Regions from separate parts of the Homo sapiens genome. Here region 1 is linked to region 2. The links are chromatin loops, found by intact Hi-C in ENCODE. Cell type or tissue: gastrocnemius medialis. All regions are shown on one strand. Links, peaks and the distances in the headings refer to the core of each region. The heading gives the core; the rest is flanking DNA.

Region 1 (10,076 bases), core at 1,004-9,003, 71 kb after region 2:
TTCCTGCTGATACTCCCTTAAGGGAATTATATATAGTATATATAATTTATAATTAAAATATTATAAATTAATAAATTATAAAAATATATAATTATGTATTATAATTATACTAATAGTTACTATTATAATAGTTATAAATTATAAAAATATATAATTATGTATTTAGAATTATACAAATAGTTACTATTATAATAATAGTTAATATTTTAAATTCTTAGTATGTGTGAAACACATTGCTAAGCCATAATGTAGAATAACTTAATAAGAATCTTAAGAAGTAGATACTGTTATCTATATTTTACAGATGATAAAACAAAGGTTTAGAAAGAATACATTACTTACCCAAGGTCATACATTTAGTGAATGATAAATTCACTTAATTTACCCTAACCCTGATTTATTATTATTATTATTATTATTATTATTATTTTGAGATGGAGTTTCACTCTTGTTGCCCAGACTGGATGCGATCTCAGCTCACTGCAACCTCTGCCTCCCGGGTTCAAGTGTTTCTCCTGCCTCAGCCTCCCGAGTAGCTGGAATTGCAGGCATGCGCCACCATGCCCGGCTAATTTTTTGTATTTTTAGTAGAGACAGGGTTTCTCCATGTTTGTCAGGCTGGTCTTGAACTCCCGACCTCAGGTGATCCGCCTGCCTCGGCCTCCAAAAGTGTTGGGATTACAGGCGTGAGCCACTGCACCCGGCCTATTGTTATTATTATTATTATTATTATTATTATTAGTGGTGGTGGCTGTAAACTTTTTGTCAGTTTCTCTTTTCTTAAAACCTGGGTGCTCCAAAAGAACTGCTTCATTTTTGATAGCCACTGGACAATTGTTTATAATTATTTTGGAGCTGCAAACCCCTTTGAATATCTGATAAAAGCTATGATTCTTTTCCCAGAGAAATACATTGTACACAAATTTTTGCATACAATTTCAATTTGCATATACCTCTTGAAACCTATCTGTAGATCCTATAATAGTGATCAAATTTCAATGAGTATGTAACTCACCTGGATTGCTTGTTAAAATATAGATGACCTATTCTCACTGCCCAAAGTTTGGTGCATTAAGTCTGGAGTTGGACTTAGACTCTGTCTACTCCTCCCTACTCCCTACTCTTTTCTCTTTTTTCAAAGAGACAGGGTCTTGTTGGGCTCAAGGGATCCTCCCGCCTCAGCTGGGATTACAGGCATGTGCGTGGCTGGAATCTGCCCCCTCTCCCCGCTTTTTTTTTTTTTTTTTTTTGAGATGGAGTCTAGCTCCGTTGCTGAGGTGGGAGTGCAGTGGCGTGATCTCAGCTCACTGCAACCTCCGCCTCCCAGGTTCAAGCAATTCTCCTGCCTCAGCCTCCCAAGTAGCTGGGATCATAGGTGCCTGCCACCATGCCTGGCTACTTTTTGTATTTTTAGTAGAGACGGGGTTTCACCATGTTGGCCAGGCTGGTCTCGAACTCCTGACCTCGTGATCCGCCTGCCTCGGCCTCCCAAAGTGTTGGGATTACAGGTGTGAGCCACGGCGTTTTAACAAGCACTTCAAGCACTTCAAATGATTTAGATGCAGGATATTTTAATACCACACTTTACAAAGATACCCGAGGTTAAGAATTTGGTTATTCTACTTCTGTTTTAGATCAGCTATTACAGAGTATGTGTTCTAAATGTTCTAAAGTAGGTCTTTATTACCAAGTGACTGTACAATATTGCAATTGCCATTAAGAATGATATTGACATTAATGTATAGTTTTATTGCTAATAATTCTTTTATTTTCAAATTTTCTGTTTAGAAAAATATCATTTGAAAAAATACAGTTTACTTAAATATTTCCCGATTATTTGCAGAGGGTCTAAAGAGAGTACTTACCGGTAATCAGTGGCTCTTTATTGCCTTTATTTTGGAAAAAAAAATAGAACTTTCTTTGGTAGATTTATTTCTCAACCCATTTAATGTGGTTTAGAGTAAATTCGTCATTTAAAATTTTATTTTAAATTATTTTTATTTGTAGGATGAGCTTTCTGATGTTAGCCAAGGCGGATCTAAAGCTACCACTCCAGCATCAACAGCTAATTCAGATGTGGCAACAATTCCTACTGATACTCCCTTAAAGGAAGAAAACGAAGGATTTGTGAAGGTTACAGATGCGCCAAATAAATCAGAGATAAGCAAACACATTGAAGTACAGGTAGCCCAGGAAACTAGAAATGTATCTACTGGTGAGTGACCCTAGTTCTTTACTTACTAGGAAAGTATTCAGTAAACCTGGATAATGTGGGTATGAGAAAATATGTCTTTGTGGGTGTTGCCTGCTTTGTATTTATAAAATAGGCAGATATAGTTGGCCCTCTATATCTGTGGTTCTGCATCTGTAGATTGAAAATATTTGAAAAAAAAATGATAGCTGTGCCTGCACTAAACATGTACATACTTTTTTCTTATTATCCCCTAAACAGTACAGTATGACAATTATTTACATAGCATTTACATTGTATTAGGTATTATAAGTAATCTAGAGATGATTTAAAGTATATGGGAGGATATTGATAAGTTGTATGCAAATACAATGCCATTTTATATAAGGGACCTGAGCATCCATGGATTTTGGTATTGTGGTGGGTTCTGGAACCAATCCCCCATGGATACTGAGATAAGACTGCACTTAATTGTATTCAATTGTAAATAAGCTTAAAAGAGGTAATGTTTAAATAGTCTTGGAGAGAAACTATTGGGGCCAGGAGTTGGGGGCCAGGAGGTCACAGAACCCAAAAGACGGGAGGACAGTTCTTTTCTGTCCCCTATCTTAGTTTAGTCTTTGTCTTTAGTTCCTTTAAATTCCATCTTTTAAATAAGAATGAAAGCAGGGCCTTGGATACATTGTACTGTGTGTTCCACGAAACACAAGGGAAAACTTTCTTTGGTTGCTTATTAGTTTTTGATACAATCTGTTAACTGAATATGTGATATATTGTATAATGCTGTATTTCCTAAAATCCAGTCTTGCACATTTTAAAAAAATGTTCAAATGATACCTTTACACCCATAAAAACAACAGGATTTTTATATTGGGGTACTGTGTAATATATGTATTGTTTATTTCATCATGTCCTTTTTTAAGGCTCTGCTGAAAATGAAGAAAAGTCAGAAGTTCAAGCAATCATCGAATCTACTCCTGAGCTGGATATGGACAAAGATCTCAGTGGATATAAAGGTTCAAGGTAACATAAATGTTAGATGAAGACATATTCTGCGCCCCCCACCCCCAACTCCCATAAACACTGTTCTCCAGTCTCTGGACAAAATGGATTCAGATGTTTTGTTGAAGAAATGTTAGTATTATATTCTAATTCCTATTCTTGAAACTGGACACTGTACATGGTTTAAATTTTTTGTTAAATGTTATCTTTGCAGGATCACAAATTAGGTGTATGAGCAGGAAGGATGGTGTCTTAGTCTATTTTGTACTGCTATAGCAAAATACCAGAGTGGGTAATTTATATATTTATTTATTTGTTTATTTTTTTGAGACAGAGTTTCGCTCTTGTTGCCCAGGCTGGAGTGCAATGGTGCGATCTCGGCTCACCGCAACCTCCGCCTCCCAGGTTCAAGCAATTCTCCTCCCTCAGCCTCCCTAGTTGCTGGGATTACAGACATGTGCCACCACGCCTGGCTTATTTTGTATTTTTAGTAGAGACGGGGTTTCTCCATGTTGGTCAGGCTGGTCTCGAACTCCCAACCTCAGGTGATCCACCCGCCTCGGCCTCCCAAAGTCCTGGGATTACAGTCGTGAGCCACTGCGCCCAGCCTTGTTTATTTTTTTGAGATGGAGTCTCGCTCTGTAGCCCAGGCTGGAGTGCAGTGGTGCAATCTCAGCTCACTGCAACCTCTGCCTCCCAGGGTCAGGTGATTCTCCTGCCTCAGCTTCCCGAGTAGCTGGGATTACAGGCACCCACCACCATGCCTAGCTAATTTTTTTTTGTATTTTTAGTAGAGACGGGGTTTTGCCATGTTGGCCAGGCTGGTGTCAAACTCCTGAGGTGATCAGCCTGCCTCGGCCTCCCAAAGTGCTGAGATTACAGGCATGAGCCACTGCACCTGGCCAATTTATAAAGAACAGAAATTAATTTTCTCACAGTTCTGGAGGCTAGGAAGGCCAAGATCAAGGTGCTGGCAGGGTCAGGTGTCTGGTGAGGGCTGCTCTTTGCTTTCAAGTTGGTGCCTTGTTGCTGCATCCTCTGGAGGGGAGGAACTCTGTGTCTTCACATAGAAGAAGGACAAGTGAGCCCTGAACACTGGATAAAGCCTCATTATTCTATAAGGACCCCAATCCTGTTTATAAGGGAGAAGCCCTTATGGCCTAATCACCTCTTGAAGGCCCCATCTTAATACTATCACATTGGCAACAGCTGAATTTTATAGGGGACACATTCAAACTATAGCAGATAGGGGAAAAAAGACAGCCAAGACATATCCCATACTTTCTGTAACTTGAAAAAACCAAGAAGCGGGAGTGAAGGAAGTAACAGAGTGGACATGGCAGGGCTGGCAGCGGTGCTACTTTGAGGGCATGAAACACACCGTTGGCTATGGAGCATGCTTATTTTAGGGCCAGCAGCCGGGTACTCCAGCCTGCCGGACACTTCAGTCCAGCCCCCTCCTGACTGGGGCTTGTTACTCACAAGATTGCATTGTCCCGGACACTAACTTGGGTCCAGGGCCCCTCCCCCTAGCACTTACCTGGAGTTTGTGCATGTTTCCTGCTGCTGGGTGGGTTCAGAAGGTGATTTCTTTTTTATGTGTACATATGCTAAATAAATGTGATTTAAAAAACAAAACAAAAAAGTTTGAACAAACTTTTGTACCTTCCACCAGATCAGGAAGAGAGAATGTACTTCCATCTTGAGAAGTGTAATCTCATTATTGGAAGAAATTAGTCTCATTTTGGTATCATTTTACATGGGAAGGCTGTTTAGTGGTAGGAAGAAAATAGTTAGATCTCATCTTTTTTTTTTTGAGATGCAGTCTTGCTCTGTCGCCTAGGCTGGATGCAGTGGTGCTATCTCAGCTCACTGCAACCTTCACCCCACTCCCACCCCCACCCCCTCCCCCGGGTTCAAGCGATTCTCTCACCTCAGCCTCCCAAGTAGCTGGGACTGCAGGCACACACTGGGCTACTTTTTGTATTTTTAGTAGAGATGGGGTTTTACCATGTTGGCCAGACTGGTCTTGAACTTTGAACTCCTGAGCACCAGTGATCCGCCTGCCTCAGCCTCCCAAAGTGCTGGGAGATTAGATATCATCTTAATCAGGATTATCCAAAATACATTGATGCTCAAGAATGTCAGACAGGAGCTACTGCCTTTCTTTTCATTTCTTCCATAAAGTTGATCCTTTAATTAATTAATGACTATAAAAATACAAGCCATTTATTGATCTCTGTTAAGCATTGTGCAGTCAGTACTCTGTAGCGGTTAAAAGCATAGACCCTAGAGTAAGACTGCATGGGTTCAAATCCTGTCTTGGATTTGAATCTTAGGTATGTTTTCTCATTTATAAAACAGCTTTGTGTTAATACCTCAGATGGTTGTGAGGATTAAATGAATCAATATATGATAAATCATTGCAAAATGCCCCATTCAATAAATGTTAAGTAATATTGTTTTCATCATGATTTTATATAATTTGATCCTAATTACAACCTTATGAGGTAGATCTTTTTATCCTTATTTTATAAATAAAGAGACTTAGAACTTGTTCAAAGTAGCTTGTCCCAGATTACCAAGCTAGCAAGAGGTGGACTTGGGATTCAAATCCAGAACCCTCTGTCTCTCTCTCTCTCTCTCTCTCTCTCTCTCTCAGACAGGTTCTCATTCTGTCGCCACTCTTCTTCCTGGATCCTACATCACCCTGCTTCTTGATTTATGCCTTTGTTTTGACAGAGCATATCCTTACTAGCTTTCTGGGTAAAGGGTGCACAACTCTATCACTTCTTAGCTCTCTCTTATGCTGTTTGTCTTCAGGTATCTAAAATAACATGTTCGTCCTGCCCCTCCTTCATCCCTCCCTTTTTCAGCTGAGATTCTGTGAGAAAATGTAGTCCTAATGCCCTAAGGCATCTCTTGTATATAATGAATTAGCTATGCTCCTGTGCGTCTAGAATAGGATTCTAGGTATGTACTTACCTTGGGAGAATGGAAAAAATACTCACTTAAATCCTTTTCTGTATTTTGTAGATCAAATACGGAACCCTGGTTGAAAAAGGCTGTGATGCTAGCTGTTGGCTTTCTGTAGTAGATGAGGATATAATGCCTAAACCACCATCCTTTCATCCTCCTAATATTATATATTTCAAATTCTGTTAGTTAAATTCATTATTTATATCAGTATGACTATATAAAATTAATCTGTAATTCTACTTAGCCACAGAATACAGTATAATTACATTTCATTTATTTTTTTATTTTTTTCCCTCCTCCGAGACGGAGTCTCGCTTTGTCGCCCAGGCTGGAGTGCAGTGGTGTGATCTCGGCTCACTGCAACCTCTGCCTCTCAGGTTCAAGCAATTCTCCTGCCTCAGCATCCTAATTGGGATTACAGGCGTGAGCCACCATGCCTGGCTAATTTTTGTATTTTTAGTAGAGACGGGGTTTCACCATGTTGGTCAGGCTGGTCTCAAACTCCCGACCTCATGATCCACCCGCCTTGGCCTCCCAGTGCTGGGATTACAGGCGTGAGCCACTGCTACGGCCCATTTCATTTCTTTTACAACTTTTTGTTCTTCTGAAATTAATAAAGCCTTGGGTTATTTTGTTTCTTTTCCTTATGTTTCTGTGGACCTGTTACTAAATCACTGGCAGACACTATGCAATTCATAAATGTAAAAGTCCCCAATATGACCAAACACAAAACCTGCCTGTTTCCTAGGGCTTACTCTCCTGCAGCCTCCTATTCCCATTCTCCAATTGAGACTGCTGTCATATTTGTTCTGGTTCTGGAATATGCCCTCACTATCATCCCTGGAATTCTTTTCACCTTTCTCCTCTGTTGTATCTTTTGTTTCCTGGATGCCACATCATCCTGCTTCTTGATTTATGCCTTTGTTTTGACGGAACATATCCTTACTAGGTTTCCTGGCAAAGGGTGCATGACAAGTAAATTTTTTTTTTTTGAGCACTATGAACTTGAATGTTACAAATTTCCTAAGAAGACATACTTGATAGTTTGGCTAGATAAAGAACTATATGGGTTGGGAGATTTTTTTTCCATCAGAATTGCAAAGACATTACTTCATTTTCATGCTGAGTTCAGGGTGTTGTTATTTGAGTTCTTGCTCATTTTTATATACTTTCTGAAATCTTTTAAGATTGTCACTTTCTTGATTTTTTAAAAATTAATGATACTGTGCTTGGTGTAGGTGTCTTTTTTGTATCTTCTTATATGAAGTAAGTCTTTTCATCTGAACATTCCTATCTTCCAGTCCTGGGAAATTTTATCTCTTTCTTCTTATTGTTGTTTCTTCTGCTCTCGTTCTGGAACACCTCTTAGGTATGCATTGAACATCCTGGAGTGACTGTCATAATTTATTTTCTCCCCTCTTTCCTATCTCTTTTATTTTATACTAATTGCTGGCAGATTTTTTTTTAAACCCTCATTCTTTTTTTTTTTCCAAATTCTTTTTATTGGTTGGTACTTTTTATACCATCTTGCTATTTTACGAATGCAACATTTATTCTGAAGAAAATTAAGTGCTTTGTTTTTTTGTTGTTGCTGCTGCCTGCATTGTCTTTTTTTGCTCTTAGTGTCTCTGTCACATCCTCTTTGTTTTGGGCCCTTTCTTTTATAATAGAGGCCTTCTTTAGACATCTGGTACTCTGTGGCTGTTTTATTCATACTTAAGTAAATAATGCTGATTCTCCACTTTCCTGCCTATAACATTTAAACTTGGCTTCCATTATTAGGGAGCTGTGCCAAGAGAAGGGAGGTCTCACTGTTCTGGAGGATTGTGTCTAGGTCCTGTACCGCCTTTTGTACAGTTTTTTTAATCCTGTCCTTCTGTTTCATGTTCCTCCCTGCATGCCCTCCCTGTGGTTGCTGGTACCTTCAAGTCCTAGGCCTTTCAGGGGTTCTGGCAGCATATTGACCTCCTCCCTAAACCCCAGTGGCTTAGGTTTCAGCTTTCTCTGGTCTATTGAATCACTTTCTACTGTTTGCCCATCTGTTTTCCATCTTACAGAATTTTGTTCACATTTCATCTGCTATAGTTTCTTTTTCTATTCTCTTTGTCCTTTTGGGTGTATACCTTTTTAATTTCTTAACTTTCATTTTAGTTGAGCTTCTGAGTTATTAGGTGATAAATGACTATGTTCTCTCCACCATATTTAGCTGGAAATGGTCTACAGAGTTTTTTCTATTAATAATAGTATTCAGGCACAAACATATACACTTCCCCATTCCCCTATACACCCCTGCAAAATAGGGCATATAGTATATACACTGTTTTGCAACTTGATTAAAAAAAAAAACCTTTGTATCATGGGTTTCTTTAGTTTATAAAGCTCTATTTATGTTTTTAACCTTAAAGGTAAAAATTTTAATTTTGTATGTGTATAACTTACCTCATCTGTCCCCTGTTAACAGTCATTTAGGTCATTTCAGTTTTTGCCACTGTGAGAAATGCTACTCTAACCAGCTTTTACATACATAATTGCCTTCTTGTGACATAGGTAATCTATGGGAAGCACTGAGACCAGCACCTGGTATAGAGCAGAGGAGCTGCCATTATTGCTTGTGTTTGCTGGGATCACACAACAAAAACATTCTATAATTTCTTCACCAGCTATTTCCATGGAGCTTAGTGAGAATTTCTTAGGAAGCCTTTGAGAAATCTTTTTAAGTTATATTTTCTAGTAAACGTAAATTATAGGTAAGAAAGTCCTATGTAGCTTAGCCTATTGTATTCATTTTACAGCGTCAAAAAAGTCTTTGTCATTTGTTGATTTGGTTTTGTTGTTCTTGTTGCATAGCACTCCCACCAAAGGCATAGAGAACAAAGCTTTTGATCGCAATACAGAATCTCTCTTTGAAGAACTGTCTTCAGCTGGCTCAGGCCTAATAGGAGATGTGGATGAAGGAGCAGATTTACTAGGTATGATAGCTCATCTGAAGAAATATCATACTGTTTTTAAAATTGATTTTTTAAATGATTTAATTGAAAAGTCCTTTAAAATGTCCCCAACTGCTCAGTGATACAGGGTTATTGCCCTTTTAGGTAATTATTGGGAACATATTCTTTGTGATCATGAAAGTTTTAAATGAAAGCACCTTTGCATATGGGTATGCTTAAAACTGAATTGCATTTAAATTCATGTTTTGAATTCATACAACACAATTTATTGAACTCCTGCTATATTTCAAAACAGATAACTACACATAAGAACATGGTGATGTGTGTGTGTGTATGTGTGTGTGTGTGTGTATGTGTATGTGTGTGTGTATGGATTGATGCCTAGTTATCCCCTGGCTTACATAAATTTCATTATATTCTGTTGACTTTAATTAAATAAGAAATTATAACACTTGATTTTTCTAAGTTTTCTCAGAGTATATTATGTTTTAGCCCTATGGTAAATATAATCATTTTAAAGTTTGTGTTCTAGAAGAATACATGGTCTGAAAAGAATATTGCATTTGGCTCTTAGACTATTTGCCTGCTGACCTTTGCCAAGTGTCTTAACCTTTTTGGACCTTAATTTCTTTGTGTGTAAAATGAAGGAGCTGGACCCTAGTTCAGGAATCTGGCAAACTGCCGCTTATGGGCCAAATCCAGCTGACCCCTTGTGTGCGTGTGTAAATAAAGTTTTATTGGAACACAGACACCACCATTTACTTATTGTCTGTGGTTGCCTTTGCCTACCAACAGCAGAGTTGAGTAGGCAACTGAAATCTGAAGCCTAAAATATTTACTGTCTGGCCCTTTATAGAAAGAGTTTGCCAACCCCTGCCCTAGATGATCTCTGAAGTTCCTTTCAGTGCAAGGTTCTGGCTCCTATGAATTAGTTTTGGTATACCTTCCTTATAACT
Region 2 (9,944 bases), core at 1-8,000:
CTTTTTAATGGCAGGACAAACTTTTTTCATATTAAACACCACTGATACTTTTATTCCAATAATTTATTTTCATTTTTTTGTTTTTTTTAAAAAGAGGGTTTTGCTATTTTGCCTAGGCTTGTCTCGAACTCCTGAGCTCAAGCAATCTGTCCACCTCAGCCTCCCAAAGTGCTGGGATTACAAGCATGAGCCACTATGCCTGGCCAACTTTTTTTTTTTTTTTTTTTTACAGAAATATCTAAACATTGATGATTACCGAGAATAGTAGAATATATTTGAACTCCCATATACCCATCATTCAACTTCAGCAGTTACCAACAAAATGCCAATATTTTTTCTTTAGAAAAAAAAATTTTTTAAGAGACATTTGCTTGCTCTGTAGCCCAGGCAGGCGTGCAGTGGTGTGATCATAGCTCACTGCAGCTTAGAACTCCTGGGCTAAAGCAATCCTCCCAGTTTAGCTTCCTGAGTAGCTAGAACTACAGGTGTCTGCCACCACGTCCAGCTAAATTTTTCTTTTTCTTTTTTTCTTTTTTTTTTTTTTTTGTAGAGACAAGGGTCTCTCTATGTTCCCCAGGCTGTTCTCAAACTCTCGGCCTCAAGTGATCTTCCCACCTTTGCCTCCCAAAGCACTGAGATTACAGGCGTGAGCCACTGTGCCTGGCCAAACCAATTTTTCACCATAATATTAAGGCAGACCAAAGACTATATCATTGTATCTTTAGGAGATAGGGCTGTTTAACAAATATAACCACAACACCATTAACACATCTAAAACTTATAAACAATTACTCTTTAATAATATTTAATACTTAATAAGTGTTCATATTTCCCTAATTGTCTCTTAAATGTAGTTTTGTAGTTGGTTGTTTTCAATCAGTATCTAAACAAGAGAGTCTATACATTTATACTTGGTTCAATATGTCTCAAGTTCCTCTTTATATAATGGTTCTTTTTTTCTTTTTTTCCCCACTTGACATTTATTGTAGAAGAAACCAAATCATTTGTGTTAAAAAATTTTCCACATTTTGGACTTGGAAGGGATTATATCCCTTGAGTGTTATTTAATATGGTCTTCAATCCTGTCTTATTTCTTAAAAGAAATTACATTTAAAAACAATTACATTTAACTAATTAATATAATATCTTGATGGACACTTAATAAGCCAGCCCTTTATTTGATACTATTTTTTAGACAAGTACTATAGTCAAAGTATTTAAATGGCTATTCTTTTTCTTTTCTTTCTTTTTTCTTCTGCATCTTTACTCCAACAAGCAACAACCTTTAGGGAATTTTTTTTTTTTTTTTTTTTAACTTTGGGAGCTTGTCTTTTCAAAGTATTCATTTGTTTTTCCCCAGAACAGTGGGGCGAAACAGTCCCTATAAGCCATCTGGACTTAAAAGCATTTTGCTTCATCACAAAGCTTACTCTTTTTAGATCCTGACATAAGTCTGTATTGTCCACTGATTTTTTTTTTTTTAACGGTGTCTAGTTGCTCCCAGGAGAGTTGTCTGAAGTCACTTTAATGTTGTTGCTGGCCTATTAGTTATTGAAAGGGAAGAGGGGTATTTAGTGAAGATGTGTTATTATACCTGCTGAAAAAGCTCATTCACAGGCCCTTAATCCCCCTAGTCCTTAAAAAAAAGTGGGTATGTGTGTGAGAAAAACAGAAAAGGGGAGGAGTATGTGCGTTTCATACCAACATACCTGAGTGATCTGACAAATGCTTGTGCTGAGGGGACTCTCTGGAATTTCCAGGGCTAATGTGGTTTTATAATATGCAAACAACAACAACAACAACAAAAAAACAGAAAAACAAACAAAAAAAACTGCTGCGCTTCTCCTGCCACGATTTTGCTGTTGGCCTAACCCTATCGTGGTTATTCTAAGGTTTGCCAAGCGTAGTAGAGGGTGACCAACTTATAAAGTCATGCCACTGGCAAGCAATTAAGTCACATTAAATCATTAATGACTATCCTAGACTTTTTATGAGCATTCATTTCCTTTTTTTTTTTTTTTTTTGTATACAGGGTCTTGATCCGTCGCTCAGGCTGGAGTGCAGTGGCTCACTCTCAGCTCACTGCAACCTCTGCCTCCTGGGCTTGGTGATCCCCTCCCACCTCAGCCTTTGAGTAGCTGGGACTACAGATGCACACCACTACACCAGGCTAATTTTCATATTTTTCGTGGAGACAGGGTTTCGTGGAGACAGAGTCATATTGCCCAGGCTGGTGTCGAACTCCTGAGCTTGAGTGATGAGCCCTCCTTGGCCTCCCAAAGTGCTGGGATTATACAAGCATGAGCCACCGTGCCTGGCCTGTGCTTTTTCTTGTTCACATATGTAATTTCAGTGTGGTTACATTATATGCAGACTTGAACTATGTGATTTTTAAAAGTTTCATTTCATATTCAGAGTTTGAAATGTTACCTTCTCATTTCAGAAAGTCTTCAGAAATCATGTTATATGAAAGCCTGACTGAGCTGTAAACCAATGTTGTGCTGTTATCCTATGTTGGTATTACCTAGGCAGTAACAGAAATATCAGCCATCTCTTATCAGCCTTAACCTCAATTAGGTGACTGTTGAATTATGCAAGATCTTTTGTAAATCGATCTTTTTTATAAAATGTAATTACCCATGATTAAGACCTTTCATCTTCTGTTAAATTTCAATCAATAGAACATAGGGCTCTCTTGTAACTTACTACATTTCCCAGTACCTTGGAATATTTAAAACAATAGGGGCTCAAGTTGTGTTTTGAAAAGATGGATGAATGTAATCTTTTTTTTTGAGATGGAGTCTTGCTCTGTTGCCCAGGCTGGACTCGGCTCACTGCAACCTCTGCCTCCCAGGTTCAAGCAATTCTCCTGTCTCAGCCTCCCCAGTACCTGGGATTACAGGCATCTGCCACCACACCTGGCTAATTTTTGTATTTTTAGTAGAGATGGGGTTTTGCCATGTTGGCCAGGCTGGTCTTGAATTCCTGACCTCATGATCTGCTTGCCTCGGCCTCCCAAAAATGCTGGGATTACAGGCTTGAGCCACCGCACCTGGCCAAGTGGAATCTTACTTGTCTTTTTTACTCGCTTTGTGAATCAGAGAGATTCTCAACTTATTCTTTAGTTTATAGTTTACCTTTACATCGACTCAAAATTTAATGGTGAATTGTAGTTACCTGGGCATGCCATGATCTTTAGACGTTTGCATGTGCTGTGACCTCTGCCTGGAATGTCTTTATCTCAGTAAAGGTTTTAGGCAAACCATTCCTTTTAGAGTAAGCTAAAATGACTTCTCTCTTTTTTAAAAAAATAGTATATATGGCCGGGCACGGTGGCTCACGCCTGTAATCCAGCACTTTGGGAGGCTAAGGCAGGTGGATCACCTGAGGTCAGGAGTTCGAGACCAGCCTGGCCAACATGGTGAAACCTTGTCTCTACTAAAAATACAAAAAATTAGCTGGGCATGGTGGTGGGTGCCTGTAATCCCAGCCACTCGTGAGGCTGAGGCAGGGAGAATTGCTTGAATCTGGTAGGCAGAGGTTGCAGGGAGCCAAGATCATGCCACTGCACTCCAGCCTGGGTCACAGAGCGAGACTCCATATCAAAAAAAAGAAAGTGTGTGTGTGTATGTGTATATATATATATATATATATATATATATATATATATATATATAAAATAAAGTGTATATATATACATATAATAAGTAGATATACACATATATATTATAATTATATATATATAATTTTATTTCAATATTTTTTGGGGAACAGGTAGTTTTTGGTTACATGGATAAGTTCTTTAGTGGTGATTTCCGAGATTTCGGTGCACCTGTCGACTTCTTTTTTGTTTGTTTGTTTTTTTGTTTTTTTGAGACAGAGTTTCACTCTTGTTGCCCAGGCTGGAGTGCAATGGCACAGTCTCACCTCAGTGCAACCTCTACCTCTTGGGTTCAAGTGATTCTCCTGCCTCAGCCTTCCAAGTAGCTGGGATTACAGGTGCCCACCACCAGGCTCAGCTAATTTTTGTATTTTTAGTAGAGACAGGGCTTTACCATGTTGGCTAGGCTGGTCTCGAACTCCTGACCTCAGGTGGTCCACCTGCCTCGGCCTCCCAAAGTGCTAGGATTACAGGCATGAGCCACCGTGCCTGGCCCAACTTCTGTTTTTTTTTTGTGTGTGTGTGTTTTGTTTTGTTTTGTTTTTGAGACAGAATCTCCCTCTGTTGCTCAAGCTGGAGTGCAGTGGCGCAATCTCGCTCACCGCAACCCCTGCCTACCAGGTTCAAGTGATTCTCCTGCCTCAGCCTTCCGAGTAGCTGGGACTACAGGCGGGTGCCACCTCGCCTGGCTAATTTTAGTATTTTTAGTAGATGCGGGGTTGCACCATGTTGGCCAGAGTGGTCTCCATCTCTTGACCACATGACCCACCTGCCTCGGCCTCCCAAAGTGCTGGGATTACAGGCGTGAGCAACTGTGCCCACCTCCCATTTTTTTTTTTGAGACGGAGTCTCACTGTGTTGCCCAGGCTGGAGTGCAGTGGCACGATCTCGGCTCACTGCAAGCTCTGCCGACCAAGTTCATGCCATTCTCCTACCTCAGCCTCCTGAGTAGCTGGGACTACAGGCGCCCGCCACCAAGTCCGCCTAATTTTTTTTGTATTTTTAGTAGAGACGAGGTTTCACCGTGTTAGCCAGGTTGGTCTCGATCTCCTGATCTCGTGATCTGCCCACCTTGGCCTCCCAAAGTACTGAGATTACAGGTGTGAGCCACTGTGTCCAGCCTTGACTTCCCTTTTTTAAAGCAGATTTAGTCACTTCTTCCTCTCTGCTTTCATTATAGCACTTAGCGTGTTACACTGTAAATGTTTATGATACGTCTTTGATGGCTCTCATACAGTGAGTACTCCTATTGGATGGGTGGGCAAAGAGTTTTAGTTTTATATTTAACATGTTATTTTATCTAAGAATAAGTCCTATGAATGACATTACCTAGTTTGTAGTAAATATCATCATGCTGCCTAACTGCCTAGCATTTGGAGAATAGGCATTGTGAATAGGTGTGTGGCTTAACTATTACAACAGCTTTTTCCTAGTCTCTTAACTATGACAAGTTTTTCTTTGACTACAGAGTGACGGACTGGGATGTTTCCTATTTTTGTTATCTCAGTTAGTGTGTTAAGTGGAAATTATAGAAGTAGAAGGCAGACATGTTTCTTTGAAGTAAATCAAGAAGACTTTAAAAAGAGGGTCAGGGCCAGGCATGGTCGCTCATGCCTATAATCCCAGCACTTTGGGAGGCTGAGGCAGGAGGATCGCTTGAGCTCAGGAATTCGAGACCAGGCTGGGCAACATGGTGAGACCTTGTCTCTACTAAAAATAAGAAATAAAAAAAATTTAGCTGGGTATAGTGGCACATGCCTGTAGTCCCAGCTACTCAGAAGGCTGAGGTGGGAGGATCGCTTGAGCCCAGGAAGTCGAGGCTGCAGTGAGCCATGATTGTACCACTTCACTTCCAGCCTGGATGACAGAACAACACCTCATCTCTAAAAAATAAGTAAATGAAAATTAAAAATTAAATTAAACAATAAAGAAGGTCAGCCATGCTTGTACTATACAAACCTAGTAATGAGGTTCAGCAGAACTCATGTGCTACCAGCCCAACTAAGATCTCTGAATGTAGAAGGGAAGCAGAAAGCCCTGAGAACTTTCTTTTTAGTGTAACCCATGCCACTCATTGCCCAAGTATTTTGTTGATAGTATGAAAAGGTTAGGTATAGAGACAAAGAAACTATTCTCATTACTTCCCTTATGCTATACCTCCAGCCTTCATCCAGGAAAAAAGAGGACTCTTACTAGGACCACGAATCCAAACCTTTTTCTGCCAAGAGCTGTATTTTGGCATCTGTTTGAATTTCATGACACCGTCTCTGTTTCTATTCCTGTTTTCTCATTCATAAATTCTTATATCAATGTTTCCCACTTTCACATGATTGCTAATTGCTATATAGAGCTATGCCATTTCTGAAGTATTTTTGTAATTATGAGTGTTCTGCTTTCTGAGCTATTCTACCCTACAGCAACTTCTGTTTATGAGGTTACCTATATTGTCAGGGATATTTCTCAAAACAGTGGCCCAAAACTAGACTATTTGATGGATATTTTTCTTGGATAGCAATTTAGAAACTTCCAGTCACTTGTTACTTTTTCTTGATTCTTGATTATTCTTTGAAAGTTAGTATTACATTTATCCTACTCAGCTTTCAGTGCCCTGTGTAAGCTATTAGGGATGTCTTATCAGAACTGAGGAACTTTTATTTTTGTTGCATATTAGTGATTAGCATTTTATTTTTTATTTTATTATTTTATTTATTTTTTGAGACGGAGTCTCACTCTGTCACCCAGGCTGGAGTGCAGTGGCACCATCTCAGCTCACTACAACTTCTGCCGCCTGGGTTCAAGCAATTTTCCTACCTCAGCCTCCCAAGTAGCTGGGATTACACACACCTGCCACCACGCCCAGCTAACTTTTGTGTTTTTAGTAGAGACTGAGTTTCACCATCTTGGCTAGGCTGGTCTTGAACTCCTGACCACCCACCTTGGCCTCCCAAAGTGCTGGGATTATAGGCATGAGCCTGTAATTTTTGGAGACAGAGTCTTGCTCCATTGCCCAGGCAGGAGTGAAGTGGTGGGATGTCGGCTCATTACAGCCTCCACCTCCTGGGTTCAAGCGATTCTTGTGCCTCAGCCTCCCGAGTAGCTATGACTACAGGTGCATGCCACCATGCCTGGCTAATTTTTTTTTTTTTTATCGTGTTTTCAGTAGAGATGGGGTCTCACCATGTTGCTCAGGCTGGTCTCAGATTCCTAAGCTCTGGCAGTCTGCCCACCTCGGCCTCCCAAAGTGCTAGGATTACAGGAATGAGCCACTGCACATGGCTGTGATTAGCATTTTAAATGAGGATGGCAGCTGTACGTTTCCAAACCAAGACTTAATACACATTTAAAATTGGGATTTTCAGCCGGGTGTGGTGGCTCACACCTGTAATCCCAGCGCTTTGGGAGGCCGACGCAGGCAGATCACCTGAGGTCAGGAGTTTGAGACCAGCCCAGCCAACATACTGAAACCCTGTCTCTACCAAAAATACAAAAATTAGCTGAGTATGGTGATGCATGCCTGATTCAGCTATGGTGATTCAGCTACTCCAGAGGCTGAAGCACGAGAACTGCTTGAACCCAAGAGGTGGAGGTTGCAGTGAGCTGAGATTGCACCACTGCACTCCAGCCTGGGCGACAGAGTGAGACTCTCTGTCTCAAAAAAAAAAAAAAAAAAAAAAAAATGATTTCCAAGAGGATAAAAAATTATTTTTACAAAATCAACCTCAATAGTGTTTATAAATGGGGAAAAATCCTCCTTGATTTCTTTTAGAACTTGAAGATGCACTGATAAATGTATATAGCTTTGAGTTTCACCTATTTATCTTTCTGGGTATAAGATCTGTTTTCACAATATACTCAAAAGAGTTTATGATTCCAAGAAGTTTAAGATCTACTTAGAACAAGAAAGGAGAAAATGTGCACACGTTTGTGAAAGACAACATTCCATTTTGTAATCTCTAAGTTTATCTGTTTTAATTTGTTTGAAGGAAATGACTCAAAGTATGTATTTGCTTTGAAATATTTTTATTATTGCTCGTACTTTCCTGTGAAAGGAAACTAAAGAAACGAGATTTCTCTTTGGAGATAATAGCCTTGCCAATCCAAGACCTGTCACATCACTTAAAAAAAAATCTCTTTTCTCTCTGCCATATTTATTTAAAGTGATATAGATAAAAAGCCTCAGTAGTCATAATAAAACGTGAAAAATTCTGAAGCTTGAATCATTCCACAAAGGTAGGTCTTTTTGGAATTGTCGTATTCTGTGGTATCCATCTTCTGAAGCTGAACTTGGTCGCTAAGCAACAAAGCAGATGTGAAACTGTGTGTCCCTTATTAGGTGTCTCCTATTAGGCAGAAAGGAGTTGTAAATAAGCAAAATAGTGGTAAAAATTTTTGGTAGCAGTTTAGTAGCACAGCATCTTCATAATGCTATATGTTTTTTAAAATAGTATTTTATCCATAGCACAAAAGGTGCCTAAGATAAGAATTTCTGGGCTGGGTGCGGTGGCTTACGCCTGTAATCCCAGCTCGGCCTCCCAAAGTGCTGGGTTCACCTGAGGTCAGGAGTTGGAGACCAGCCTTGCCAACAAGGTGAAACCACATCTCTATTAAAAATACCAAAATTAGCCAGGCATGGTGGCTCATGCCTGTAATCCTAGCTACTCGGGAGGCTGAGACACGAGAATTGCTTGAACCTGGGAGGTGGAGGCTGCAGTGAGCCAAGATCATGCCACTGCACTCCAGCCTGGGCAACAGAGCCAGACTCCATCTCAAAAAAAATAAATAAATAAAAAGCAAAATAGTGGTAAAATTTTTTGTTAGCAGTTTGATAGCACAGCATCTTAAGTGTTACTTGGTAAACATAATGCTGTATGTTCTTTAAAACAGCATTTTATCCGTAACACAAGAGGTGCCTAATATAAGAATTTCTGGACTGGGTGCAGTGACTCACACCTGTAATCCCAGCACTTTGGGAGGCCAAGACAGGCAGATCGCTTGAGGTCAGGAGTTCGAGACCATCCTGGCCAACATGGTGAAACCCCGTCTCTACTAAAAATACAAAAAAATTAGCTGGGCGTGGTAGCCCATGCCTGTAGTCCCAGCTACGCAGAGGCTGAGGCAGGAGTATTGCTTGGAGGCAGGAGTATTGCTTGAAGCCAGGAGATGGAGGTTGCAGTTAGCTGAGATGGCACCACTGCACTCCAGCCTGGGTGACAGAGCAAGACTCCATCTCCAAAAAAAAAATTTTTTTTTTGGTTACTTTCCCAGATATAGTAGTTAAGTTAGCCAAGGGAGCATCATTTTCAAAGCAGGCCAAAAAATAATTACATTTTCCTATTAATTCTTAGTCTTTGCTTATATATCAAGGCAAAATGTTGAAATAACTTACTCAGACTTCATAGTTTCTGCTTTTCTATTTAACGTAACCTTACATCATCTGCTTGCATTCAGTTCTAGCCAATGAACACTTGGAAGGCAGGGCTAGTTGGATACTCATAGTCATGTTCCCTGTGCCTGGTACATAGTAAGTAGTCAGTAGATGTTTCTTGAATGAATGAATGATTTATTAGTTTGCCTCTTTTCCTATATTTACTGTAACCTTTACTTTTCCTATATATGGTCATCTTGAATATTCTGAAAAATAAACAGTGACTTGATTTCCCCAGAAGTCCCACAAATATGAAATGTTTTCATAGAAAAGTATAGCGAAGAGGTGCTAAACTTGGGGTTTGTGGAAGGAACTACAGTGTCTCTAAGCCCTCTGAGAAAAATAGGTGGCATTTGACATGGGCGGGGGCGTTTTTTCTGGGGAAATATGGTTCATAGATGGATCAAATTTCCAAATTGGTCTTTGGACCCCCTAATGATTAAGAACCAATGTTATAGGGTTTGTAGTTTTCAGGCTTCAAAGATCAGGAAAGTTAAACATGGTGGCTCACACATGTAGTTCCAGCTACTCTGGAGGCTGAGGCAGGAGGGTTGCTTGAGCCCAGGAGTCTGAGGCCAGCAGTTCAGCAGTTGTAGACCAGCCTGACAACATAGTGAGACCTACATCTTAAATAAATAAATAAATAAATAAATAAATAAATAAATAAAATAAAGAGGCTGTGTGTGGTGGCTCACGCTTGTAATTCCAGCACTTTGGGAGGCCGAGGTGGGTGGATCACTTGAGGTCAGGAGTTCGAGACTGGCCCGGCCAACATGGTGAAACCCCGTCTCTACCAAAAATATACAAAAATTAGCCGGGTGCGGTGGCAGGCACCTGTAATCCCAGCTGTGCGGGAAG

The links. A loop is a pair of places that touch in the nucleus more often than their neighbours do. Peaks named below come from ENCODE experiments on the same cell type or tissue, not always from the same donor. Only the 100,000 strongest peaks of a DNase experiment are listed, where the experiment ranks them.
Region 1: it touches region 2 in a loop (2.6-fold over the local background); 1 of 110 quality-filtered maps calls a loop at or near these places.

The regions. Positions count from the first base shown.
Region 1 is chr17:51,013,297-51,023,372 of GRCh38, reverse strand. SPAG9 (sperm associated antigen 9) reads left to right here. Exons shown (of 30, transcript NM_001130528.3): 7 at 2,008-2,215; 8 at 3,115-3,214; 9 at 9,020-9,141. Among named protein-coding and RNA genes, the nearest start is that of SPAG9, 100 kb to the left of the region's middle. In gastrocnemius medialis, for the core only: no CTCF peak of the experiment used is centred there; no DNase peak of the experiment used is centred there; H3K27ac peaks cover 231 bases.
Region 2 is chr17:51,083,354-51,093,297 of GRCh38, reverse strand. The region is part of intron 1 of SPAG9 (sperm associated antigen 9); the gene reads left to right. Among named protein-coding and RNA genes, the nearest start is that of SPAG9, 33 kb to the left of the region's middle. In gastrocnemius medialis, for the core only: no CTCF peak of the experiment used is centred there; a DNase peak (open chromatin) is centred at 4,233; H3K27ac peaks cover 2,234 bases.